Linked DNA regions of Mus musculus: region 2 is linked to region 1. A link is a loop called in an ENCODE intact Hi-C map of the cell type or tissue named here. Cell type or tissue: gastrocnemius. All regions are shown on one strand. Region 1 overlaps Ncoa2 (nuclear receptor coactivator 2). Region 2 overlaps Ncoa2 (nuclear receptor coactivator 2).

Region 1 (2,500 bases):
CAATTCCCGCTGAGCAACCAGGGATCCTCAAGGGAACCGCCCCCGCCCCCCTTTCCTAAAACTCAGGAGTCAAGAAAGTCAGTTCACTGGACCCAAACAACCAAAGATAGCTCTTGACCTCTTACACATCAGAGAAGTAGCCACATACTGTACAATTCATCCGTGTTTAAGGAAACTAAAAATAAATAAATAAATAAATAAATAAATAGATAAAATGTTTTACGAATCTTTTGTAAGGGAGTAATATGGAAAGCTATACTGCTATACTTTATTCCTTTTGTTTTCTGCCAACAAATATTCTTTAGCTGCTTTTGCTAAGTACCCACGCTTGGTATCTTAGTGGCGCTTTGGTTCAAAACTTCATTTTGTTTACCCAAGAACAAGACAAAAAAATATGCACAGCATAACCAGTAACTTTGTTAAAATGTCACACCCAGACCAAGCACGAAACTTTCAAGGAGACTTGGGAAATTGGTGTTGGTCTGATTAAACAAGATCCCAGTGAGGCCAATTCCAAACAAGAATGCTTTAGCACTCCTAAAAATCACCTCACAAGAGGCCACCCCGCGCCTTTACTCTCAGGGTGCCCTTTCAATTCACCATCGTCCGGGTGCTGGACAGAAGCCCAGTGAAACTAACGCAGACCTTCAAAGATCTCACCTGGTGCTGAGATCCAGAACGCGGTCACTATCAACATATGCCATTTTAAAACCGGGCCTCGCAGTTACTGCCACATCCTGAAGTGGCTTTAGACTTTGTCATGTCTAAAACAACGCCTCTCGCAGCACCAGAGAAAAGCAATATCTTCGCGCACCTATGCAGGTCTCCCCGGGTCACAGATTCTGTGAGTGACACTATTCCACAAACCCAGGTGCGGGTGACCAAGGGACGCGCCAGAGTGGAGGGCTCGCGGCGTCTCCAAGGCTCCCCCGCCCCGCCTGCAACTCAGCCCTAACTGGACGGAAGAAACCCCGCCTCCTTCCTGCCTCTGGCTCCCACCATTGGCTTACCGGTACCCGGCAGGTCAGTTCCTGCCTTCCATTGGCTCACTGCCCCATCAGTCAGGCACAGCCAGATTCGGGTCGGTGGGAGGGGAAGGAGTCGGAGGAGGTGGAGTGGGAGTGGGATTAGAGGACGAGGTGGCGGAGGAGGGTGCTCGAGCTCAGGCTCGGGTTTGGGAAAGTTTCCCCTGCCAGTGACAGGCCCTCTAGGCTTGAGGCCCAACGTCACTCCCGGAGAGTAAGGGGCTCGGGTCCCCGATTCCCGCCCCTCAGTCCGCAGGCCCCGGAAGCCACTTGGGGGAGGGGAAAGGGAGGGACCATGGAAGCAGGGACCGAGCCACCCCCGAGCGCGGCCGCGGCGCCTCCAGGACTCCCCCAGGGGCGGGGTGCGGGCACTCCAGCCCGCGGCGCCGACCCTGGACGCCTCCCCGGGAGCCTCCAGGGGCCCGGAGAGGAGGGTCCCCGGCCCAGGGCGTGACCGGGGCGCGAGGGCCGCCAGGACCCCTCCCGCTTCCCGCGGGGGGCCCCCGAGGGCCTGTCCCTGCAGGGGCCGCAGAAGGGGTACGGAAGAGGGGGCGCTGGCGAGCCAACCCGGAACCTCCTGGCCCGCAGCCCGCCTCCCGCCCCCGGCCGCGGCCCCAGCGCGCCTCCGGCACACATGCCCGCACCCAGAAAGTTAAGTCAGGGGCGAGCCCGGCGCGGCGCCGCCACCGCCGCCGCCGCCCGACCCCGGCTCCCCGCCCCCACCGCGGCCCGGCCTGCGCGGCCCGAGCGCTACCGCCCCGAAGCCACCCAAGCCCGAGGCCCCCCAGACGCCCGAGCCCCCGCCGCCGCCCCTGCCGGCCGCGTCACCTTCACACACCCCCGGCACTTCCCAGGTCCTGCCTCCCCTCGGCCGGCTCCCACCCGTGCAGCAGTGGCCGCACGCCTCCCGGGAAGAAAGCACCGGCCGCGACTGCGCCCGCCGGCCCGGGCTTCCCCCGCCTGCCCGGGCTGCGCCGCGCAGCCTCGAGGGGGCCGGAGCAGGGGCCCGCGGCACAACCGCCGCTTCCCAGCCTGGTGCTCACCTCTCGGCCGGCGCCGCGGGCTGCAGCCTCCACCCGCCTCGCGCTCCAGGGCTCGTCTCCCGAGCTCTCTCGCCCGGCGCCCGAGCGCCTCCTTTCTCTCCCGGGGACTCGGCGTCTTCCCGCCCTCCCCCCTCCCCCCGGGAGCCGAGTCCCCGGCTCGGCCGCGCCTCGAGGATGGGCGTCGCGGGCTCCGCACGCCTGGGCAGCGGTGCCCGCACACAACAACAGCCTGCCCGGCCGGCCGGCGCGCGGCTCCGCCGGGCTGCGCGCACCAAGGGCAGCGGCCCGGGTGGGAATGCGGCGCCCCCCGCCCGCCGCCCGTGAGCCCCCAGGGGAGGCGCGCTTACCAATGTGGCCGTCACGCCGTCAGGTGCGGGCTGCCGTCGGCGCTGACCTCCGCCGCCGCCGCGGGAGCCCAGGCTGCGGCCGCCA
Region 2 (2,500 bases), 180 kb before region 1:
AGATGGTCGCAGACCTTCAAAGCAACATCCGGCCTTTACTGTCTGGTGTGTAGGGAAGGATCTGGGTAGGCTCTCTGGCCAGGTAGGTGAATGGGGACGGTGCTACGGGCTAAGTGTCTTGGGGGTGGCTAAAACAGCTCAGTGCTGGTTGCCTGCATGCTATAACGGGCTCACTGTCACTCCATGTGCCCACCATGTCTAGACTCCAGAAAGAGACTGGTCTCCACACTTTAGGAAGAGAAGGTAAACAGCAGCTGTGGGCATGTTCACTCTGCTGTGGGCATACTGTGTCCTCCCAAGGCCCTCTTCTCCAAGGCACAGAGGGGATCAGGGGTTATGGAAGGAAAATTGCACATAGTCCGCTAGCGACTCCAGGAGCTCAGATACTTCTCCTGGTAAGACTCCTTCTGGTCTGCCCTGGCAATGGCAGCTCCGTGTCTCTCCTACATCTGATGCTTGTTCAGAACAGAGCAGAGTTTCCCTTCACAGTCTAAGAAGACCTGGACACCTTCAAAGCTAAATTCCCAGTCAGCTGATGCCACTTAGGCTCTTCAGATACATATCTACTGCATTTAAAGCATGCCCAGTCCCCACACGGTGGTGAGGGATGGCCGGAATGCTTGGTCCACCCAAGGCTGTTTATATAAAAGGCTTCTGTTTTGTCAGACTAGATTTCCATCAATCTAAAACTGATTCTGGGGTATAAATAAGAAGTTGTTTAAAGAAAAAGTAAACTGGGTGTGATGGCATCAGCTATCTTAATACCTGGGCTACAGTAGAAGAACAAGGCCAGTCTGGACTAAAGGTCAAGGACCTGTCTTGTAATAATAACAGCAAAAAAGCGAACAACAATGAAACCCAAACCAAAGCAAACAAAAAAACCCACTGGCTTTAGACTTTCCTTAACTAGTCTGTCAGGTTTTCTCTATAGCATGATGCACATTCAGGGTAAAGCAAGACTCTAGAAACCTAAGTGGCCAACAACACAGGCTGCACTAAGCTGTGTACACTGGAGAGGCACAGCAACAGCACATGGCACTTACAGATCTCTTGTTACTTCTCACTACTGCCACCGCTGGGTGTTCGTTCAGCAGAGTTCTTAGGCTTTCAATACTACATTACTAGTGTTGGCTTTGAAAGGGCATGTGGCTTCTTAGAGTATGGTGAGAAGGCTCATTTGTGGCCTAATAAAATTGAAAAATGAAAGTGGCTCGTTTTATAAAACTGTGTTTTTTAAAGCTCACTATGATATGCTCTGATGGCAAGAGCTGACATTTGCTTCTGTTGCCTAGCAACCGCTATGCTATGATGCAAGCATGAGTGTGCATCTATGCCTAGGAACAGCTCTCCGAGCACACACATGCTCTCCCTGTTGAAAGGTCTCCAGTTAAGCCGTAAGCCACTAGATCCCGGAGCTTCCTCTCTGGCACGCTGACTTAGTACTCAGCTTGCACAGGCGCTTCCTCAATGCACTCCACTCATTCTCAGAAGATTATTTTCAAACAGCAAAAATTTTGGTTTGATTTTATGAAATAAGGGCCACTGCCATCCTGCAATCCAGTTTCTACAATTAATGAACTTGTTGCAAGGGCTAAGCCACAGCCTGCCTTGCTCTAAGCGTTTCTTTTTAAAGGCCTCAAAGTCCTCCTTGGGGTTTCAGTGCTATTTCCCACTCCCCGAGGCATAATGAATAAACAGTTATATGGAAAAATTCCAATTAAATCTCTGCTTACAATTCACAAGGTTTTCTAAAGAAAGCTGTCCTCCTCGGCTCTTTTATGTAATTCTAAGTGGTCACCTGGCCACAGCTTTCTTTCCCGCTCCTACAGTGTGTGGGAAGTGCCCCTCTGCCCCCTAGGGATGAGCTGTTAGTTGTTAATGCAAAGGCGAGCTCCCAACTACACAGGACATACCTGCAGATTTAGCGTTTCTAGATGAGAAAGGGGACAGTAAGGTCAAGAGAGTGCCAACTAGCTTTGTTTAAAAAATCCTAGTCCTGAATCCACAAGCCTGCTGCAGCAGGCACAGAGCAGGCACAACGCCGCGGTTCTGACCACGTGGTCCTTTACGCTTAGAATGTCTTCAGCAGAGCAGAGCGCCACGAGACTTGAGATAATTTATGTCTCAGGCAGCTCTGTCTATTCACTGCTATTTCTTCTCTCATTTTACCATAGCCCACATCTTGAATTTTAACTTTGAAAGAGGGACAGTAAAGCACTGGGTGTTTAGTACTCATTAAAAAAACAAGGAGGATTTTATAAGCCTGAGACAGTAGCTGCCCTAAGGCCCTAAGGCCAGTCACTCGGTTATGCTTTTAAAAAGTTCCTTCTTCCTATTTTAACCTTGACTTCTATGAGAAAAACATACTAGTTGGAATTACCAGCCCTAAAAAGCATAACCCTCGTTTTGTTGGCTCTCACATTTTAAACCGTCTACACAGGCCGAGGCATGTGGCACACAGGAACCCTGAGCCTGAGGCAAGAGTCCCACCCTTCAATAG

What was found. Hi-C counts contacts between places; a loop is a spot of excess contacts. Peaks named below come from ENCODE experiments on the same cell type or tissue, not always from the same donor. Only the 100,000 strongest peaks of a DNase experiment are listed, where the experiment ranks them.
Region 2: it touches region 1 in a loop (2.2-fold over the local background); 16 of 42 quality-filtered maps call a loop at or near these places.

Annotation. Positions count from the first base shown.
Region 1 is chr1:13,371,523-13,374,022 of GRCm38, forward strand. Ncoa2 (nuclear receptor coactivator 2) reads right to left here. Exons shown (of 23, transcript NM_008678.3): 1 at 2,416-2,500. Among named protein-coding and RNA genes, the nearest start is that of Ncoa2, 1.3 kb to the right of the region's middle. In gastrocnemius, a CTCF peak has its summit at 1,520; DNase peaks (open chromatin) are centred at 643, 1,039 and 1,582; H3K4me3 peaks cover 2,293 bases; H3K27ac peaks cover 2,259 bases.
Region 2 is chr1:13,187,294-13,189,793 of GRCm38, forward strand. All of the region lies in intron 5 of Ncoa2 (nuclear receptor coactivator 2), which reads right to left. Among named protein-coding and RNA genes, the nearest start is that of Prdm14, 61 kb to the left of the region's middle. In gastrocnemius, a CTCF peak has its summit at 1,094; no DNase peak of the experiment used is centred here; H3K27ac peaks cover 1,562 bases.